3 separate regions of the Homo sapiens genome follow, and all the other regions are linked to region 3. A link is an interaction called in ENCODE POLR2A ChIA-PET data of the cell type or tissue named here. Cell type or tissue: K562. All regions are shown on one strand. Each heading gives the region's core, and the rest is flanking DNA. Links, peaks and the distances in the headings are about the cores only.

What was found. Peaks named below come from ENCODE experiments on the same cell type or tissue, not always from the same donor. Only the 100,000 strongest peaks of a DNase experiment are listed, where the experiment ranks them.
Region 1: POLR2A ChIA-PET joins it to region 3 with 5 read pairs; 2 of 35 experiments call an interaction of 5 or more read pairs at or near these places.
Region 2: POLR2A ChIA-PET joins it to region 3 with 5 read pairs; 7 of 35 experiments call an interaction of 5 or more read pairs at or near these places.

The regions. Positions count from the first base shown.
Region 1 is chr3:20,151,290-20,158,970 of GRCh38, forward strand. KAT2B (lysine acetyltransferase 2B) reads left to right here. Exons shown (of 18, transcript NM_003884.5): 18 at 1,043-3,115. The coding sequence ends at 1,236. Among named protein-coding and RNA genes, the nearest start is that of MIR3135A, 18 kb to the left of the region's middle. RefSeq lists a silencer at 3,807-3,856. In K562, for the core only: a CTCF peak has its summit at 3,868 (motif pointing left); no DNase peak of the experiment used is centred there.
Region 2 is chr3:20,020,000-20,027,680 of GRCh38, forward strand. No RefSeq gene overlaps it. Among named protein-coding and RNA genes, the nearest start is that of PP2D1, 12 kb to the left of the region's middle. RefSeq lists a cis regulatory region at 2,861-3,308. In K562, for the core only: no CTCF peak of the experiment used is centred there; DNase peaks (open chromatin) are centred at 3,082 and 3,962.
Region 3 is chr3:19,934,249-19,941,929 of GRCh38, forward strand. It overlaps a transcript of EFHB not described here and the pseudogene HSPA8P18. Among named protein-coding and RNA genes, the nearest start is that of EFHB, 3.9 kb to the left of the region's middle. In K562, for the core only: no CTCF peak of the experiment used is centred there; a DNase peak (open chromatin) is centred at 3,543.

The sequences.
Region 1 (7,681 bases), core at 1,573-5,572, 220 kb after region 3:
GATGCAAATGAATTCCTTCCCATTTGGGGATATTGTACGTACATTTACTTACCTTATTAAATGATGATCCCAATGTATTTGGTTATAGGTTTCTTTCCCCCTGGAAATTTTATAACATACTTATAATTTGGGATATTGGTAGTCAGAAGTGGGGTTTTTTTTTTCCCATTTGACTTATTTTTCCACACATAGTTAATACAATTATAGCTTTTAACAATAAAGCCAGACTTCAAGACAACCAGGGAACCATAAATAGACAAATGTTAGCGTCTATTCTAATCTGCATAGAATTCCTTAAATTAGTCCTGACAGTGAGGATTGAAGAAACCCTACTTTAGTTTTATCAGTTTAGATGGAGTACTGTTTTCACCTGTAAAATACTACAATTTAAAGCAAGTAGCTATATTGGGAAATATTCTTTGCAATAGTCTCACAAGGCTTACTTGCTTTAGAAAATAGATTATTAAATGAAGTTTGTTATTCTTATTTCATTGATGGAGCTTGAAGCAAATTCATTTGAATCATTTTACATGCAAGGGCACTGGTGTGTTCACAGATGTATTTATTATCAGTTTCTCTATATGACACCAAAACAACTGTGAGTTTAGTGAAACAAATGCAGTCTGATTGTTTTAAGTAATTAAATGATTGAATACAAACGTTCCACCTGCTCTACTCCATATAGATAGAGCCTCTTCTGTATAATTCTGACTGAATAGCTAACAGTAGTCAGTTCATCATACTTATTGTTGCTAATCTACTTAGCTTCCTTGTGCTGAATAGGGGATTGAACCAGATGACTAATAATGGTCCCTTTAATGCTAAAATGGCTGTGATTTTACATTTTTAAAAAACCCACAAAAGAATGAACTTAAGATTTAAGAACTGTTTTCCTTGGTCATAAGAATTTCTCTTAAATAAAAGCATTGGGATGATAAAAATGTAATCAAACCAACAACATAGATTCCTTTCCCAGTCCCAGTTTTGTCAGCTGGTGTTTAAAGGGAGTCAAAGATTGCTAATATTTTTTTTTCCTGTGCAGATCTGAAAACCATGAGTGAACGCCTCAAGAATAGGTACTACGTGTCTAAGAAATTATTCATGGCAGACTTACAGCGAGTCTTTACCAATTGCAAAGAGTACAACCCCCCTGAGAGTGAATACTACAAATGTGCCAATATCCTGGAGAAATTCTTCTTCAGTAAAATTAAGGAAGCTGGATTAATTGACAAGTGATTTTTTTTCCCCTCTGCTTCTTAGAAACTCACCAAGCAGTGTGCCTAAAGCAAGGTGGTTTAGTTTTTTACAAAGAATTGGACATGATGTATTGAAGAGACTTGTAAATGTAATAATTAGCACTTTTGAAAAAACAAAAAACCTCCTTTTAGCTTTTCAGATATGTATTTAAATTGAAGTCATAGGACATTTTTATTTTATGGAATAGATTTTAATCTATTTACTACTATTAAGGTAAATTTTCTATGGCATGTCCATTAGCTATTTCATGATAGATGATTAGGGGTTTCCTCAAAACCTGTGTGTGAGGAAATTGCACACAGTAGCAAAATTTGGGGAAATCCATAACATTTTCAGACCATGAATGAATGTTTCCATTTTTTTCTAATGGAATGTGAGAGTTTACTTTTATTTTATTCTGAAGGACTTTAAGGAAGGGATACATGATTTTAAAAAAGCCTGTAAGAGGTGAAATATGTGATGTTTGAAGTCTCTTTATAGACTTTTTATATATATTTTTTAAAACACTCATCTAGATGAGGTGCTTTGAGCAGTTCTGAAAAATGCAGTTCCAGGAAAGCAACTGCTTTGGTTCCTAAGGAAGAAATTCTAAATAATGCAAACTTTTAAAATAAGCATCTAGGTTTTTGATAATTCTGTCTACTTACAACAAACTTGTTAGTACATAACCACTATTTTAATAATTATTTTCTCTACACAAATGTGTAATATCATATTTGACTTTGCTTATGCAGGCCATAAGTTCCAAAAGATAATTTCCCTGCCCACAAAGGCATAAACTTGAAAACACATGAGATTGAATCAACATGCTTTAATAGGAAAAGATGTATGGTCTATATATGTATCAATCTGGTGAATCCTCGTTCTAATAAAGGTTCTTTTTCTTTTCTATGATACACACAGCCACGCTGATAATATGCAAATGAACATTTTCCTTTATGTCTCTCCAGATAATGTTTATTGTCTGAGGTAAATTAAATTCCCACCAGGGTTTGCTGTCAGTATTTTAACACCCACATTAGTATATGCGTCCAGGGTCATAACCCCCTAAAATCCATCATGCAACCTTATTAATCTGTCTTGGGATTCCAGTTTAGTGCTTGGATTTATTTCCTGATTACACTACATAGAAAAGTGAGACATCTGCCATTCCCAACTCTGGGAAAACCAACTAATATACAACCATATAAATGAAGGCCATCTTGATGGTCTCAACACTAATTTTTATGATGCAAATTTATACACTGATTTTTGTAAAGGACAAAGTTTTAAAAGCGTATTTAACTTGATGTTTTCTATCAGCATAAATAAAATGGTCATGAATAGTCATTAAAAACAGTTGCCAGTGATAATCTGCATGAAGGAAAAAGAACCCTGCAAATGGCTATTGAGTTGGAAGTATTGTTTTTGATATGTAAGAGATATTCAGAATGCTCACACTGAAAATGCCTCAACTTTTTAAAGTGTAAGAAACCACCATGAGTGGTGTCTAGATTTCTAATGAAGAATCATGATACAGTTTGGATTAAGTATCTTGGACTGGTTTTAAACAGTGCTTTGTACCGGATCTGCTGAAGCATCTGTCCAGCTGGTATCCTGTGAAAGTTTGTTATTTTCTGAGTAGACATTCTTATAGAGTATTGTCTTTAAAATCAGATTGTCTCTTCTATATTGAAAGCATTTTTATGTTTTCTAATTTAAAAATTAATATTTTCTTATAGATATTGTGCAATAAAGCTGAAGTAGAATGTGTGGTTTTTGCAAATGCTTTAACAGCTGATAAAAATTTTACATTTGTAAAATTAATATATTGTACTGGTACAAAATAGTTTTAAATTATATTTTAAAAAGCTTCCAATCTTGTGGTGTGTTTTATTCATTCAGTAGGCTGAGGTTAACAGAACAAATTATGATCTGGTTGATAACCATCAATTGAATCCTTAAACCTTAGATCTTAAGCATTCTGTTGCATTTGGGGGAGGTTTCATAAAAAATCCATAGGTCATCAGTAAGAGATTTTCAGGAGAGACACTTACTCTGTCTTTTGAGTTATCCACTGCATCTTACCCACTCACCCGCTAAACAATAACAAAAAAGATTCATTGAAAGAAGAGTGTTGTTGGTTTAGAAATTAAAAGATTTTTGTTTTTATACTTTGCATCTGTGAAATATATATGATGAGAGAAAAATACAGCCGATTTTTAAACATCTCCCATATGAGCTTCTAATGTGATTCAAAATGATGTCTGTAGGAAAGAATACTATATCCTTTTGGGGTTTGAGAGGACCCAACCAAGAGAACCCCTCTTCCCTACTGAAATCTAAACCAACTGAGAAGTTAAAAAAAAAAAAAAAAGGCATATGATGGCCAAAGTATTACCTTTAATACTAGTAAAATGGATATTGGAGAATGTGGCTTCCTTTTATCTGTGGAAAATGAGCTTTCTAAGGCTGAAACCCAGAATGTGATTGACCAGCTGCTCTGTACCACTGTTCTGTACCCCAGAATGTATTGACAAGCTGCTCCGTCCCAGACTAATGGGGCAGGGACTTTCCCATTAAGCTTAGTGCAGGCCAAGAGCAGTGGTGCCCTCTCAAGGCAGGCCGATGCTGAAGAGGCCCAGGTGACAGCGGGATATGTCAACCTGTGTCCATAATCTATGGTAAGTATGTTCTTACTTAACTCCTTAATTAGGCAAGTCCCTCCCAGGGGAAGAATGAATGAGGAGACAGAAGGAAGCCAGGAGATGACGTATGTCCTCTTTCAAGGAAGAAAACTTCTGTAATGGAGAATAAGTCTACTTCAATCAATAATTAAAAATTGGTCATATTTATTAGAAGCAAATGGTGAGAGGGAGACTTTGAGGTTTTCATTTTACCTGGACGAACAATTTATATTTTCAGAAACTAAGAAGTAGAAACAAGATCAGACTGAGGTACTGTGGACCAGTTAATTATTTGTCACCCCTTTAAGCTAATATTCTTTAGACTAACCCTCAGTGTTTATTTAAAAGGATTCTAAGTGCCGCACAAGGAAGGGTAACTGGTGGCAGCTCTTGTCGTTAGAGCTATTCTGCTCTATCCCTTAACTAGCATTCTCCTCTTAGCAAAGTGAAAATGCCAAAGAAAAGCAATCAGCTATTCTGGAATATCAAAGGTCAGAAATGGTTGCAAGTTCTTACTTAAGAGGTAGTAATTAGGTTGATACTTTTTTCATCTGTTGAAATATAGGTTTACAATTCTTGACCATTCAGACATTTTTTCCTGGCAGAAAAAAGGTATCTGTGTAGGGGGTAGTGGAGGGTGGACAGGGAAGGTGGTGGCAGGGACTGAAATAGATGGTTCTGAGTCTTAAAGCTGCTGGTATTAAAGTGGTATTTACTTTCTCCTTTGGGTGTATCAGTGCTATCAATAAGTGATGATGAAGATTGACAGGATGAAAACAATGTTACTAATGTCTCAGGTAAAGAGCTGAAAATGAATTTAAAGAGACAAAAAGAGCAAATGAAAGATTTCCAGGTATACTCTGGAGGAAGAGCTTCAACAAAGTAAAAAAAAGATGCTATAAGGAAGTGAGGAAACAACCATAAGCATTATGAAAGGTCCTCTTTAATGTATTTATGTATATATTTATGTATTTATATATAAATATGTAAATTCATATATATATAAATACATAAATATACAAATATATATATTTATATATTTATTTATGGGAACATCTTTACTTGTGGAAAAAGGAAGCTAACAATGACAAAGCTAGAGATTTTCTTTGGGTTTATTAAAAAGCAGTATTATTTCAACAAAGCAGAGAAAAATTAAAAGTCAAGCTTCCTGCTCCCTCTTCTTATTGGGAAGTCCGACAACTTTCACAGGATCAGGAGTTGAAAAAGATGAGAAATGATACGTGTAATTTGTGTGTGTGTATTTATATACATGTATATACATTTATATACAGTTATGTACCACTTAACGATGGGGATACCTTCTGAGATGCAATGTTAGGTGATTTTGTTGGTGTGTGAGCATCCTAGAGTGTACTTACACAGTCCTGAAGCTCCATAGTATGGCCTATGGCTCTTAGGCTAGAAACCTGTATAGCATTTTACTGTACTGAATACTGTAGGCAACTGTAACACAATGGTAAGTATTTGTGTATCTAAACGTATCTAAACATAGAAAAGGTGCAGTAAAAATATGGTATTATAATCTTATGGGACCACCATAGTATACACAGGCTATTGTTGTCCAAAGATCTTCATTTGACATGACTCTGGGTATGTGTATTAAATTTTATGAGCTGAACCAAGGGTTACCAGTCTCAGTTTATCTAGGTTTGAAGTTCTTTAAAAGAAATCCTGGAGAACTTGGAGGCTAAGGACCTTCTGAAAATAATGCACATGTTTACATGTGTGCACTTTCTGCATATCAGTTCACTTGGTCCTTGGACCCTCCTGAAGTTCATTGGTGAACCCCAGTTTAAGAATCTTTGCTCTCACTAGCCTGGGCAACGTAGTGAGACCGTATCTCTATCAATCAAAAAAACAAACAGAAAACATTTAGCCGAGTGTGGTGGTGCACAGTGGTGGTCCCAGCTACTTGGGAAGTTGAGGGGTGGGAGGATTACCTTAGCCTAGGAGGTCAAGGCTATGTGAGCCTTGATTGTACCACTGCACTCCAGCTTGGGTAACAGCGAGACTGTCTCAAAAAAAAAAAAAAAAAAAAAAAAAATCTTTGCTCTGTCAACCTGCCATCTTCTGCTGTTAACAGATGGACATCTAGTTTCTACTTAAAAACATCTGTGAATGGGAAATTTGCATTTTTATGCAATAGTACTGCCCATCAGTGGGACAGGCAAAGCTTTATAAGAAAGCCCGTAGGTTGGGTTGAAGTCAGCTGTTTATGATCAAGCTCTAATTCAAGTTTCCCACAGAGTACTATTAAGTTAGTGTGCCAGCACTGTTCCTATCCCTCAACACACCCAAGCATACTTGTACAGTTGTAGCTATGTGCACAACTCAAGATCCTGTCTACATTTTTAGGCTGGGCACAGTCGCTCATGCCTGTAATCCCAGCACTTTGGGATGCCGAGGCAGGTGGATCACCTGAGGTCAGGAGTTTGAGACCAGCCTGACCAACATGATGAAACCCTGTCTCTACTGAAAATACAAAATTAGTCGGGCATGGTGGCGCATGCCTGTAATCCCAGCTACTTGGGAGGCTGAGGCAGGAGAATCACTTGAAACTGGGAGGTGGAGGTTGCAGTGAGCTGAGATTGCGTCATTGCACTCCAGCCTGGGCAACAAGAGCGAAACACCATCTCAAAACGAAAAACATTTTTAAAAATTGAGGTATAGTTAACATACAAGAAAATGCACCAGTCAGGCCAGGTGTGGTGGGTCATGCCTATAATCCCAGTACTTTGGGAGGCCAAGGCAGGAGGATCGCTTGAGCCCAGGAGTTTGAGACCAGCCTGGCCAAACATTGTGAGACCCTGTCTCTATTAAAAAGCATAGGTCTTAGGTGCTAAGTTTGATGACTTTTGGCAATTGTCTACACCAGTATAATCACGACCCTAAAGACAGGACATTCTTATCACCTAAGAAAAGTTCCCTCGTGCCCCTTTCAGGTCAATTCTCCTTCCCTGTCTCCAGAAAACCACTTCTGATTTTTGTCACCATAGATTCGTTTTGTGTTACTTGATTTCATATAAATGGGGTCACAGTTTGTACTTCCTGGGGTCTGGCTCATCCACATTGTAATATGTATCAGAAGTTCATTCCTTTTTATTGCTGAAGAGTATACTATTGTAATATTCCACGATTTGTTTATCTTCTCAAGTTTAGTGGACATTTGGGTAGTTTCTACGTTTGGGTCTTACAATAAGCCTGCTATAAACATTTTTTTTGTAGGTCTTTTTGTAAACATATGCTTTCATTTCTCTTATGTGAATACCAAATAGTGAAATTGTTAGGTCAAGAAGTAGATGTGGGCTTAATTTTATAGGACGTTCCCCCTACCCTTGTATTAACCTGTGAGGCATTTTTTATTCCAGTTCCAATATTTACTGTTACCTATTCCTTCTAAGATTTACATTTATAAATTACGAATTTGTCAATTATATGTTTTCTCATATTCATGTTATTGAAAAAAATATTGAACAGGATGAGGGAGAGGATGAAACTTTCCATTATGATGCTGGATACCAATTTGCAAGATGCTAAAGATCAAAATCACTCGAGTGTGATCATGCAGGTGTATGTGAACTCACCTAACAATCCCGATCCAGGCTACATTTCCCACCTTTTCTATAATACCAAGCTGGAATAAATTTTAATTACTCTCTGTTTTACTTATTACATGTATCTTCTTGCACAAATGCTACTTCCCAACACCCTTTATGATGAAACACCATATTTATTAT
Region 2 (7,681 bases), core at 1,573-5,572, 86 kb after region 3:
CTTCCTCAATCCATCACCCAAAGATAGACTCACTGGAAGACATGAAACATTCCAATATGGGTCAGAAAGCAGGTTTCTTATATTTCACATATACTCAAACTATAGAAACTGTTTTAAAAAAATAAAAACTTATTTTTTAAATTGAGATGGGGTTTTGCTATGTTGCCCAGGCTGGCTTCAAACTCCTTGGCTCAAGCAATCTTCCCACCTCAGTCTCCTGAGTAACTGGGACTACCAGTGTGTGCTATGGCATCCAACTGAGACTATTCTGTAATTTGCTTTTTTACTTAGCAATATGAGTATACAAAAAGTTATCTAATACTTTATTGATGGACATTTAGTCTGTTAACAGCATTTGTCTTTTACAAACAATGCTGCAACAACAACAACAAAATTTGCACATGTATCTATTAGATAAACACCCTGTAGTAGAATTCTCTGTCTGTGAATAAGTAAATTTTGAATTTTTCAGATTCATGCAACAACACTTTATTGAGGATGTACTATTTGCCAGGCACTGTTTTTAGCACTAGGAATTCCATGATGAAGAAAATGCTGACATGATCCACGGAAGAAAAATCGATAGGCCAGGTATGGTGGCTCACATCTGTAATCCCAGCATTTTGGGAGTCCAAGGCAGGAGGATGGCTTGAGGCCAGAAGTTCAAGACCAGTCTGGGGAACATAGTGAGACCCCCCATCTCTACAAAAATTAGCCTTGCATGGTGATGTATACCTGTTGTCTCAGCTTCTCAAAAGGCTGATCTTGGGAAGATAGCTTGAGCCTGGGAGGTCAAGGCTGCAGTGAGCCATGACTGCACCACTGCACTCCAGCCTGGGCGACAGAGTGAGACGCTGCCTCAGGAAAAAAAAAAAAAAAAAAAAGAAAATGAAAAGACAAGCCACAGACTAGGAGAAAATATTTTATAAAACATACATCTGATACAGGACTTGTATTCAAAATATGCAAAGAACTGTTAAAACTCAATAAAAAACACAACTCAATTTTAAAATGGGCATACAATCTGGATAGACACTACACTAAAGAAGATACACAGATGGCAAATAAGTATATGCAATGATGTTAATAATGTATGTCACTAGAGAATTGCAAACTAAAACAACGAGATACCACTACACAGCTAACTAGAATGGCCAATCCAAAACACTAGCTACAGCAAAGGCTAGTGAGGATGTGGAGCAACAGGAACTCTCATTCATTACTGGTGTGAATGCAAAATGGTATGGCTACTTTGAAAGACAGTTTGGCAGTTTTTTACAAAACTATACATAGTGTAACCATATGATCTAGCAATGTTACTTCTTGGTATTTATCCAAATGAGTTGAAAATTTATGTTCACACAAAAACCTACACATAAGTGTTTATAGCAGCTTTATTCATAATTGCCAAACTTGGAAGCAGCCAAGACATCCTTCAGTAGGTAAACAGACAAACTATGGTACATCCATACACATTGCTCAGTGATAAAAAATAAATAAATAAAAATAAAAATAAGCAGGTACGGTGGCTCAGGCCTGTAATCCCAGCACTTTGGGAGGCCGAGGCAGGTGGATCACTTGAGGTCAGGAGTTTGAGACCCGCCTGACTAGCATGGTGTAACCCCGTCTCTACTAAAAATACAAAAATTAGCTGGGCGTGGTGGTGCGTGCCTGTAATCCCAACCACTTGGGAGGCTGAGAGGTAGGAGAATTGCTTGAACCCAGGAGGTGGAGGTTGCAATGAGCTGAGATCGCGCCACTGCATTCCAGCCTGGCAACAGATCAAGACTCCGTCTCAAAAAAAATAAAATAAAATAAAAAAGAAATGAGTTGTCAAGCCCCCAAAAGACAAGGATGAATCTTAAATGCATATCACTATCAGTAAGTGAAGGAAGCCAACTGAGGCCAGGCATGGTGGCTCACGCCTGTAATCCCAGCACTTTGGGAGGCTGAGGCAGGTGGGTCACCTGAGGTCTGGAGTTCGAGACCAGTCTGGCCAACATGACGAAACCCTGTCTCTACTAAAAATACAAAAATTAGCTGGGTGTGGTGGTGCGGGCCTATAGTCCCAGCTACTTGGGAGGCTGAGGTGGGAGGATCACTGAAGCCTGGGAGGCGGAGGTTGCAGTGAAGCAAGAGTGTGCCACTGCATTCCAGCCTGGGTGATAGAGTGAGACCCTGAAAAAAAAGGAAGGAAGGAAGGAAGGAGAAGGAAGGAAGGAAAGAAAGAAAGAAAGAAAGAAAGAAAGAAAGAAAGAAAGAAAGAAAGAAAGAAAGAAAGAAAGGTAGGAAGAGAAAGCAAGCCAACTGGAAACAGCTACATACTATATAATTCTAATTATATGACATTCTGTAAAAGACAATACTATGGAGACAGTAAAATGATCAGTGGTTTCCAGGGGTTCAGGAGAAGAAGGGATGAATAGGTGGAGAACAGGAGATTTTTAGGGCTGTAAAACTATTCTGTATGATAATGTAATGGTGAATACTTGTGACACATTTGTCAAAACCTATAGAATGTACAACACAAAAAGTGAACTTTAATGTCAACTATGGACTTTAGTTTATAATGATATATCAATATTGGCTCATCAACTATAACAAATGTACCACGCTAATGCAAGATGTTAATAATAAGGGAAAGAAGTGGTGGGAGGCAGTGAAGTGTATATTGGAAGTGTCTGTACTTTCTGCTCAATTTTTTTGTAAACCTAAAACTACTCAAAAGTAAAATGTATTAATTAAAGTGTGGTGTGTGTGTGTGTAAGCAGGGCATTCTGAGAAAATATCTTTCTGGAAGTGCATCTAGTAATTTTTTCCCCCTAATTCATATCTGAAACACATACAAATAAACAGTGAATGTTGTAGGAAATTAGAAGATAGACCACTATCTTGGGAAAGATAACAATGCAAGAGAAGAATTCCTTTATTTTAAGATGGTTATTTCAATTAATTATTTTATATATTGAGCACCTGCAGGGGTAGGCACTAGACATAAAGGCCAACAGCAGGTCTCTGTGCTTGATGAGCTCAGTGCCTGTCATGGGGAAGACAGACACACAGATGCACTACTAGATAATAACATTATCAGTGCTGACCATGTGCTGGGCTCTTTCTAAGCATTCCACCCACATTGTCTCTCAACCATACAACAACCCTGCACACAGGCACTAATAATCTACTTTACAGACAAGGACCCTAAAGCTCTAGAAAGTGAGTTAACTTTGCTGCAATAAATGGCAGAGCCCAGGTGTGTTGACCTGCAAACAGTTTGTCAGAAACTGCCAAACTGTCTTCCAAAGTGGCTGTAAAAATCAATTCATTTTGGAAGAAGAGGACAATCAGTGATACATTTGCTTAGATGTTTCTTTCACATTATTTGAAAGCGTTGAACTTCAAATACATTCACAAATCTTAATATCTGGTTCTCCCTCTTCCATTCTTGCCTTACTCCCACTGGAATAAATTCTTTGGCTTGTCATCCTCCCAACTTCAGGACAATCAAATACATATGGCTTAATGGGAAGGTGGTCAGATTAGAAAATATTCACAGCCAATCTCTCCAGTAGGCAGCCCTTGTTTGGCTTAAAACTGCCCGTTGAATTCAAGTTTCTTACATGTTCCACAACTATGATTGTAAAAGTCAAGGCAGCAGGCACCAGCCTGTGTGGAAGAAAGTTATATTTAGTATTCCTTTCGGAGCTGTCTCTTTGGATATCGTGGAGATTCTGGTACAGGCTGTTACTGTTTGAGGGCTTCTGGGCCTGTGGCAGAGAAGGAGTGGGTGGTTTGCTGACAGTTCTTATAAATACCCCCAGTATTTATTTAATGGCAGAAACACACAGAGAGAACACACAGAGTATTAGAGGAGAGAACATAGCTTAGCTCCATTCATCCCCTGGGCCCAGGACCAAGCACTTCTAATCTGTTCTGAGGAACTGCTTCTGGGGCCAGCTGCAGCCCTGTGTCTGGGGGAAGTCACCTGCCTGCTTGCTGAAGGAGGAAGGAAGGAAGGAACAGGGAACAATGAGGCCCTTGTAAAAGCCAAGTTTTGCTTTTTTTTTTTTTTTTAAGTTTATTTTCTAACCATATCACTCTTCTGCTTAAAACCTTTCAGTAGCTTTCCACTGTTTCTGGAATAAAGGTCAAAAGTCCTAATATGATGAGAAAGGTTCTGTAGGGCCTGGCCAAAGCCTGACTCTTCAGCCTAATCTCTCCCCACTTTCCCATTCATTAACATTCCTCAAACATAATCCACACTCTGCCCACCTCAGGCCTGTACATGCTATTCTCTCTGCTCAAAGGCTTTTCTCTCCACTGGCACTCAGTTAATTCTAACTCATTCCTCAATTAAAACCTCATTTCCACAAGCTGAACTTTAGCATCATCAGAAAAATGTTTCCTGATGCTTCACAGGAATCCTCCACACTTTGTCAAATGCCTCCAGAACTCCTTATGCTTTGCATTGATTCAAGTTTTTTATTTTATTTTATTTATTTATTTATTTATTTATTTATTTATTTATTTATTTACTTACTTACTTACTTACTTACTTACTTATGTGAGACGGAGTCTTGCTCTGTTGCCCAGGCCAGAGTGCAATGGCACGATCTCAGCTCACTGCAACCTCCACCTCCCAGGTTTAAGCGATTCTCCTGCCTTAGCCTCCTGAGTAGCTGGGATTACAGGCACGTGCCACCACGCCTGGCTAATTTTGTATTTTTAGTAGAGACGGGGTTTCTCCATGTTGGTCAGGCTGGTCTCGAACTTCTGACCTCAGGTGATCCACTCACCTCGGTCTCCCAAAGTGCTGGGATTACAGGTGTTAGCCACCGAGTCTAGACTTTTTTTTTTTTTTTTTGAGACAGAGTTTTGCTCTTGTTGCCCAGGCTGGAGTGCAATGGCTCGATCTTGGCTCACCACAACCTCCACTTCCCAGGTTCAAGTGATTCTCCCGCCTCAGCCTCCCGAGTAGCTGGGATTACAGGCATGAGCCACCACGTCCAGCTAATTTTGTATTTTTAGTAGAGACGGGGTTTCTTCATGTTGGTCAGGCTGGTCTGAACTCCCGATCTCAAGTGATTTGCTGCCTCAGCCTCCCAAAGTGCTGGGATTACAGGCATGAGCCACCATACCCGGCTGATTCAAGTTTGTAATGGTGTATTTGTTTGATTATTTAAGCAATGTCTGTCTCTTCATTCCCATCCTGCTTGCCTTTTTAATCCCAGAGCCAATTCATAGATTCGTAGTAAATATGCCTGCTATATAGTAAAAGTTTCATAAATATTTATTAAATAAATTAATAAACAAATAGAGTAATCATTTGAGCTCTTAAATATTTAGTTTTTAATAGAGGGAGTAAGAAAGATTCCCATATTTTTCCCTCATCCTCAGTTCTTAGCAGTGAGGTCTTAGTCTGAAGATACGTGCCTCAGAAGCTGGCCAATAGAAGAGGTAAGAGAAGCCAGAGTGGACTCTGCTGAGAATTTGGCCACCAAGCAGTCATCTCCCTTAGAACTGTGCTCTCCAACATGGTAGCTATTAGCCCCATAATAGGTGGCTATTTAAATTCAAACTATTTAGAATTTTAGCTTATCAGTCTTATCAACCACATTTTGCACACTCACACATGGCCAGTAGCTACCATATTGAATAATGCAAATAGAGAACATTCCCTTTATCACAGGAAAATGTATTGAAGAGTGCTGCTCTGGAATAGAAAATACCCTCTTCTGCACAGAGCATAGGATTCTCAGCAGGGTGACAGAAGAGAGCCCATTTTCCCCTCTGCTTTCAAATCAGGAGATGGGGGAGAGACCCTGCATCTATTACTACATTTGTTTCTATCACATAGAATTGTAGGTGCTGCAGCTGAAGGTGCTTTATTGCAAATAAAACCACTAAATGCTTCCAAATACAGGGTTGTTGTGAAGATTAAATTAGTTACAACCCATGTTCAGGCCCTTAGTTGGCTCTCAATAAATGTTAGCCATTTTGCAATACTCATCATGTGAATGAAAAAACAAAAAAAAAAATTTAAATTTAAAAAGTTGGGCACGCCTGTAATCTCAGCACTTTGGAAGGCTAAGGTGGGAGGACTGCTTGAGCCCAGAAGTTTAAGATCAGCCTGAGCAACATAGTGAGACCCCTGTCTATACAAAATTTTTTTTAAAAAATTAGCTGGGGCTGGGTGCAGTGGCTCATACCTGTAATCCAAAAACTTTGGGAGACCAAGGTGGGTGGATCATTTGAGGTCAGGAGTTCGAGGCCAGCCTGGCCTACATGGTGAAACCCTGTCTCTACTAAAAGTACCAAAAAAGTTAGCCGGGCATAGTGGAGCACCTGTAATCCCAGCTACACGAGGGCGGAGGCAGGAGAATCGCTTGAACCCAGGAGGTGGAGGTAGCAGTGAGCTGAGATCACACCACTGCACTCCAGCCTGGGCAACAGAGTGAGACTGTGTCTCAAAAAAAAAAAAAAAAAAATTAGCAGGGCATGGTGGTGCATGCCTGTAGTCTAAGCCACTCGGGCAGCTTAAGTGGGAGGATCACTTGAGCCGGGGAAGTCGAGACTGCAGTGAGCTGTAATTGTGCCACTGCATTCCAGCCTGAGTGACAAAGCAAAGCTTTGTCTCAAAAAATTAATTAATTAAATAAATAAAAAGTAAATAGATGGTAGCCACAATTGTTATTGGCTGAAAACCAAAGTGTTAAGTGCAGAATAGACTCTGGTGAAAATAATCTAACTTCTCTGAGCCTCAGGTTCCTCATCTGTAAAATGAGAACAGCTTTTTCTATCCTGGTAGGATTACATAGCGTGTTTTGCAAAAAGGGGTTATCACAGTACCTAACATGCAGTAGGTTCTCCAAAACCGTTAGCTCTTCTTTTTTTTTTTTGAGACAGAGTCTCGCTCTGTTGCCTAGGCTGTGGTGCAGTGGTGCAATCTCGGCTCACTGCAATGTCCGCCTCCCGGGTTCAAGCAATTCTCCCGCCTCAGCCTCCCGAGTAGCTGGGATTACAGATGCCCACCAACATGCCCAGCTAATTTGTGTATTTTTAGTAGAGACGGAGTTTCACCATGTTGGCCAGGCCAGTCTCGAACTCCTGACCTCAGGTGATCCACCCACCTCAACCTCTCAAAGTGCTGAGATTACAGATGTGAGCCACCGCGCCTGGCCAACTCTTGTTGTTTTATTATTGGTGGACGCTATATCAAATTTGACTTTCTCATGAATCACCTCAGAAATTGGATTCCAGCTGTTAAAACATTCCAGGTGTGTGTTTTAAGATGTACGGATGTGGCTAGTAGTGCTAACTTCCTGAAGCTTTCATTTGGTTTTGCTGAGGGCTAGCAACCCAACCTGTAAGTCAAATTGTTGGCATGAGTTAAATTTCCTTTGGTCCCACCCATATTTCTCAGTGCCCATTACTTCTCACTAGGCCAAGAAGTGCCTGGCAAATGCTATATGTCAGAATTGTGCTAAAAAGTGTTGTTCATTTTAAACAACTGAACTTCTAATTTTTCCATTTGACCTTAACTAGGTTTCTCTAATGTCTCCTGTCAAATCTTCTGGCTCTGTTATCTTCCAAATTTTAGATTTGTTTCCGTAAAGCAACCAAATTCCAAACAGGATATGTATGTTTGTATTTGGAGGGTGGAGAGTGGGAAAAGAAGGAGGAA
Region 3 (7,681 bases), core at 1,259-5,258:
GGCTTGGCGCTCAAGTCCTGCTTGGACAGATCCCTGCCCATCTCTCATTCTTCTCTCTCTCTCTCTCAATCTCTCTCTCTCTCCCCTCTTCTCTCTCCTCTGTCTCTCTCTCTCCCCTCTTCTCTCTCCTCTGTTTCTCTCTGCCCCCCCTTCTCTCTCCTCTCTCTCCCTCTCCTCTCCTTTGCCCTCTCCCTCTCTCTCCCTCTCTGTGTGTCTCTCTCTCTTGCCTTTCCTCTCTCCTTTCTCCCTCTCTCCCCTCCCTCCCCCTCTTCCCCTCTATCCCTGCTTCCTCTCTCTTTTTCTTTGCTAGATTTGGAGGGCGAGAAAATTTGAGTGATGTGGCTTTCGGCGCATCAAATGTTCACCAACTTCTCTGGTTTCCCAAGCAACACAGTCGTTTTAGAATGGTTTCAACAATTGGCTTCTTCCTGGCCATTGGCCTCTTAATGTTGGTGATGATGAACAAATAAACTTTCTGGTGATGAACACTTTTTTTAGGTCCTTCCTTGTCCAAGTACCTCCGCCCTGCATGTAGTTATTTTAGTGCTAAAAAATGACTTTAAATTCTAGAAATATTATATTTGACAACTGTGGCATAAAGACATCTTAAAGTCCTTGAGAACACTTACACTTTAACAACTAGGCTTTAAATCACATTTAAAGTAATTTTTTTTTTTTTTGAGATGGAGTCTCCCTTTGTCGCCCAGGCTGGAGTGCAGTGGCACAATCTGGGCTCACTGCAAACTCCGCCTCCTGGGTCCAAGCGATTCTCCTGCCTCAGCCTTCCGGGTAGCTGGGATTACAGGCATGCGCCACCATGCTAGGCTAATTTTTGTATCTTGAGTAGAAACGGGGTTTCACCATGTTGGCCAGGCTGGTCTCAAACACCTGACCTCAAGTGATCCACCGCCTCGGCCTTCCAAAGTGTCGGATTACAGGCGTGAGCCACTGCTCCTGGCCTAAACTAAATATTTTAAAGTTTGAGATATGCTACACAATAAGGCATATTGTATTTTAAAGATAATGTGGCAAACTAAAACTTCATTGTTTTTAAGTAGGAGATTTTTTTTTAAATTGAGGTTTCACCTTTCAGATTTTAATGAAAGTATATTTGGTAAATATTTGTCATGTTCTACACATATAGGATATGAAACCCCTAGCTTGGAATTTGAACTGAATTAGGCTGGGCACAGTGGCTCACACCTTTAATCCCAGCACTTTGGGAGGCCGAGGCAGGCAGATCACTTGAGGTCAGGAGTTTGAGACCAGCCTGGCCAACATCGCGAAACCCTGTCTCTACTAAAAATATAAAAATTAGCTGGGCATGGTGTCCAGCGCCTGTAATCCCAGCTACTCAGGAGGCTGAGGCAAGAGAATCATTTAAACCCGGAGGCAGAGGTTGCAGTGAGCCTTGATGGTGCCACGACACTCAAGCCTGAACAACAGAGTGAGATTCCATTTAAAAATAAAAAACCAAAAATGGCCGGGCGCAGTGGCTCATGCCTGTAATCCCGGCACTTTGGGAGGTAGAGGCGGGTGGATCACGAGGTCAGGAGTTCGAGACCATCCTGGCCAACATGGTGAAACCCCGTTTCTACTTAAAATACAAAAATTAGCTGGGCCTGATGGCAGGCGCCTGTAGTCCCAGCTACTTGGGAGGCTGAGGTAGAAGAATCGCTTGAACCTGGGAGGCGGAGGTTGCAGTAAGCCGAGATCACACCACTGCACTCCAGCCTGGCGACAGAGTGAGACTCCATCTCAAAAAAAAAAAAAAAAAAAAAGCAAAACAGAATTTGAAAAGAATTTACAGGATTCCAGAACTCTACAAAAACCCCTTAAAATCCAAAAATATTTTTTTAAAAGTGTGTAGGGGTCTGGACATAGTCACTCACCTGTAATCTCAACACTTCGGGAAGCCAAGGCAGAAGAATTGCTTAACGCCAAGAATTCAATTAGCCCAGCGTGGTGGCTCACATCTGTAGTCTCAGCTATCTGAGAGGCTGAAGTGGGAGGATCACTTGAGCCCAGGAGGTCTATGCGGCAGTGAGCCATCATTGCACCATTGCATGCCAGCCTGGGCGACAGACTGAAAAAAAAAAAAGTCCAGGAGTTCAAGACATGCATGGGTAACACAGTGAGACCTATCCCTACAAAAAATTTCAAAAATCAGCCAGGTGTAGTGGTACATGCCTATAGTCCTAGCTACTCAGGAGGCTGAGGTGGGAGGATCACTTGAGCCCAGGAATTGAAGGCTGTAGTGAGATATGATCATGCCACTACACTCTAGCCTGGGTGATACAGTGAGATCCTGTCTCAAAAAATAAAAATAAAAAATAAGGCCAGGCGCAGTGGCTCATACCTGTAATCCCAGCACTGTGGGAGGCCTAGGCGGGTGGATCATTTGAGGTCAGGAGTTCGAGACCAGCCTGACCAACATGGTGAAACCCTCTTTCTACTAAAAATACAAAAATGAGCTGGACATGGTGGCCAGCACTTGTAATCCCAGCTACTAGGGAGGCTGAGGAAGGAGAATCGCTTGAACCCAGGAGGTGGAGGTTGCAGTGAGCCAAGATTGCGCCATTGCACTCCAGCCTGGATGACAAGAGCCAAACTCCATCTCAAAATAATAAATAAATAAATAAATAAATAAATAAATAAATAAATAAAAAGTGAGAAGGATATACTAGGGAGGCTGAGGCAGGAGGATCACTTGAGTTCGAGACCAGCCTGGCCAACATGACGAAACCCCATCTCTACTAAAAATACAAAAATTAACTGGGCATTGTGATGCTCACTTGTAATCTCAGCTACTCGGGAGGCTGAGGCAGGAGAATCACTTGAACCGGGGAGGCAGAGGTTGCAGTGAGCCGAGATCGCACCACTGCACTCCAGCCTGGATAACAGAATAAGACTGTCTCAAAAAAAAACACAAAAAACTATTTTCTACAACTTTCTAGAAGGTTAATATAAATATTCTTCTCCTTAGTTCTTTTTTTATGGTGCCAAATTTAAATAGTTTTATTTAAGACATTGCATTTTCCATTTGCAATACAGTGTTTATAAAGTGCAATGTTATTTCCTTCCACATGCACATGTTCCATACTCAAGTATTGAGAATGCCCAAGAATTTACTATAGCAGCTCAATTTTTAAACTGCTACAGACAGTCATATTGTGACCATGAAGAAGTATTCTGAAGACAAAGCTAACACACACAAAATAGGAGAGCACCGAGATCATCAGGACCAAAGCTCTGATCAAACTGTACCTAAAACTCACATAACTCTAGACTTACCAGTCACATGGGCCAATGTCCCTGCTTGACTCACATTTTCTGTTATCTGTAACTGAAACATCTTTATGTCTACCACACTTAACAGTCAACATCCCTTAAGACTTTACCTCCAGAAAACTTTTCATGGCTGGTAAATACTCTTCTCTCTTTTCCTTTGAGCTCCTCCAGTACCAAGAGTCTGAGTCACTCACCTTATCACTTCTCTCTCTCAGACATACACACATACAACAAACGCTTGTGGCATATTTGTGGTATTTTACCTAACTTTCTGCCCTTCCCTTGGTTATAGCCCTGACCCTGGTACAAGATAACATTCAACATTTGTTACACTAAATTGTGACTGTCAGTGCTTCTGTCTCCTCCTCCCCTGAAGACTGTTAGCTCCTGCGGCCTGACAGTCCCTTGACTCAACTCCTCTCTACTTCAATGTTTTATGCTTTGACCCAAAAAGACGGGGCTTAGTAGTGAGAGAGGTGGAAGACTGAAGGGCATCCATCCGAACTTGTTTACTAACATTTATGTGTTCTTCCCTAGTTACCTGCCTCCATGCCTTTGCTGGAGAGGGAGCCACCTAGGTTCCCTTCACCTGGAATGTCTATTTTCACACATTCCAAACTCAAGGCCAACTCTGAAAGGAGAAAGGGCTGTGATTGACTGGGAAAGGACATGTGGCAACTTTCTGAGATTACGGTAGTGTTCCGTATCTCAATAGGGATGTGGATTACACAGGTATATACATTTGTCAAAACATGAAATTATACTCTTAAGACGCTTGCATTTACTTCATTTTATGGATATTTGAACTTTAAAAAGGTTCACATATTGAACTCTAGTAAATGGCATGCATGATGAAATGTTTAAAGGAATGTGTACACATGCTCATAATTTTGAAATGCATAAAGTGTTGATACATGGCTGGACATATGTGATAAAGCCAAGTGTAGTAAAATGCTAATTGTAGAATCTGGGTGGTAGATATATGGGTGTTCACAGTACAATTACTTTGATTTTCTGAATGTTTGAAAATGTTCATCATAAAATGTTAGGAAAAAAATAAGAGATGTGGGTCAACATCTCTGGTATCTTCACAGTCACAGACTTGATTTAGACCTCATTACATCTTAACTGGAATCTTGCAATCACCTTTACACTGGCCTTCATGTTAGCCCACTGCAGTCTCTCCTCACCCCAAGGATCGCCAGAGAGAACCTTCAGAAGCAAAAATTGGACCTCCGTGATCCAGTCTCTGCCAACCTCTTCAGCTTTATCCCTGACGCTTGCCACCTTACTGCGGCCTGTACTACAGCTCAACCCAGGGCGTGTAGTTCCACTCGCACACTGGGCTATTTTATGACTTTCTGGTTTGCTTTTGTTTTGTTTTTGAGAAGGAGTCTCACTCTGTCACCCAGGCTGCAGTGCAGTGGCACAATCTTGGCTCACTGCAACCTCTGTCTCCAGGGCTCAAGCGATTCTCCTGCCTCAGCCTCCCTTGTAGCTGAAACTACAGGCACCCGCCACCATGCCCAGCTAATTTTTGTACTTTCAGTAGAGACAGGGTTTCACCATGTTGGTCAGGCTGGTCTCAAACTCCTGACCTCAGGTGATCCACCTGCCTTGGCCTCCCAAAGTGCTGGATTACATGCACGAGTCAACATGCCCAGCCTACTTTATGACTTTCTGCTTTTGCCCCTGTTGTCCCCCTTGCTTGGAATGCTTTATTCCAACTCATCCTCTGCCCTCCTTGCCTGGTAAATGCTCTTCAAGACTCAACCCAGGGATTACTTCTTCCCAGTAGCACGTCTTGCCACTCAAACTGGGTTGGGTCTCCTTTTTTTTTTTTTTTTTTTTTTTTTTTTTTGGGATGGAGTCTCACTCTGTCGCGCCCAGGCTGGAGTGCAGTGGCGCGATCTTGGCTCACTGCAAGCTCCGCCTCCCGGGTTCACGCCATTCTCCCGCCTCAGCCTCTAGAGTAGCTGGGACTACAGGCGCCCGCCACCACACCCGGCTAATTTTTTGTATTTTTAGTAGCGATGGGGTTTCACCGTGTTAGCCAGGATGGTCTCTATCTCCTGACCTCGTGATCCGCCCGCCTCGACCTCCCAGAGTGCTGGGATTACAGGCGTGAACCACCGCACCCGCCCATGGGTCTCCCTCTTTCATGCTCCCATAGCACCTCAAACTTATTTGTAACAGTATTTATCCTACTATGATCTATGTGGGTTTCCATGTCTGTGTACTAAACTAGATGCTCCTTGAAGAGCAAGCCTTCTAATAGAATGCACAGGGTCTGATCTAAAAAAGGCTTTGATAAACCACTGTAAAACCGAACAATTGATATTGAACTGGCATGGATGACACTCTGGCACCCTCCAACAACTTAGTGTTATAGATTTGATTGTATCTCCTCTACAGGAGTTTAAGGCCCACTGCCCCTATTGACTCAGCCATCTTCCGACATCTCTCAAACACCACCTTCCTCATGAAGACTACTCAATTTCCTGCCCCAGTTTGGAATGATCTGTCCAATTCCTTTAAAGGCTTACTTTCTATGTACTTCTTTTTTTATGAGATTACAGGCCTTTTTAGGCAAATTTTGACTGGGAAAAATTAAACTACATTGACTGATCAAAAAAGAAAAAAAACTGCCACAGAATTTGCTACATATTTGGGTCCTTCAGTGTTTTAAGTGTGTGGAACAATGCTACATCTGTACTTGGGCTGGCTTATTCAGTGTTGGGCCCTGAGAAAGCACCATCAGAGGGAGGAGATCCACCAACAGTGAATCCCCTAGGCATTCCTCCTGCACTCTGCTAGAGCTTTGTAATGATGGGATTGCAGACTCTCTCCAGCTCTTTCTGCTGATGTTCAAATTCTTCCTTCTCAACAGCCTGATTCTTATCTATCCAGTTAATAATTTCATTACGCCTGACAAGAATCTTCTGTTTGTCTTCATCGTGAATCTTGCCTTGAAGTTTCTCATCTTCAACAGTTGCTTCCATGTTGAATTCATAGGATTCAAGGGAATTCTTTGATGACACCTGTCTCTGCTTCTCATCTTCAGCTTTGTACTATTCAGCCTCCTGGACCACACATTTAATGTCTTTCTTGCTAAAATGGCCCTTGTCATTAGTGACAGTAATCTTGTTCTTTTTCCTGTACTCTTGTGCACAGCAGAGACACTGAAGATGCCATTGGCATCAATATCAAATGTGACTTCAATGTGAGGAACACCTTGGAGTGCCAAAGGTATGCCTGTGAGTTGAAACTTGCCAAGCAGGTTGCTATCCTTGGTCATGACATGCTCACCTTCATAAACCTGAATAAGCACATCAGGCTGCCTGTCAGAGTAGGTAGTGAAGGTCTGTCTGCTTGGAAGGAATGGTAGTATTATGCTTAATGAGAACAGTCATGACTACACCATCGGTTTCAATACCATGGGAAGGAAGAATGACATACAAGAGCAACAAATCTTGAGCATTTTCAGATTTGTTGCCAGACAGAATGGCTGCTTGGACAGCTGCACCATAAGCAACAGCTTCATTAGGGCTGATGCTCTTATTCAGTTCTTTTCCATTGAAAAAGTCTTGGAGAAGCTTCTGAATCCTGGGGATAAAAGTAGAACCACCATCCAGGAAAATATCATGAATCTGTGACTTGTCTAGTTTGGTGTCTTGAAGGGCTTTCTCTATAGGGTCCAGGTGTCACAGAACAGGTCAGCATTCAGTTCTTCAAATAGGGCATGTGTAAGAGGTATAGACATTGATTCATTCATAGAGAAAATGGATCTCAATACTAGCCTGGCTGCTCAAGAAAGAGTGTACTTAGCATGTTCACAAGCAGTATGGGGATGTCAGACAGCTCTCTTATTCTCACTGATGTCCTTTGTATGCTTGTACTTGAACTCAGCAATAAAATGGTGGACCACTTGGTTGTCAGTGTTTTCCACCTAAGTGGGTGTCTCCTGCTGTAGATTTCACCTCAAAGATTCCATCCTCAACAGTGAGGACTGACACATTAAAAGTGCCACTTCCAGGTCAAGCGCAATGGCTCACGCCTGTAATCCTAGCACTTTGGGAGGCTGAGGCAGGCGGATCACCTGAGGTCAAGAGTTCAAGACCAGCCTGGCCAACATGGAAAAACCCCGTCTCTACTAAAAATACGAAAATTAGCTGGGCATGGTGGTGCATGCCTGTAATCCCAGCTACTCGGGAGGCTGAGGCACAAGAATCGCTTGAACCCGGGAGGCAGAGGTTGCAGTGAGCCAAGATTGCGCCACTGCACTCCAGCATGAGCAACAAGAGTGAGACTCCATCAAAAAAAAAAAAAAAAGGCCAGGAACAGTGGCTCACACCTGTAATCCCAGCACTTTGGGAGGCTGAGGGGGGGC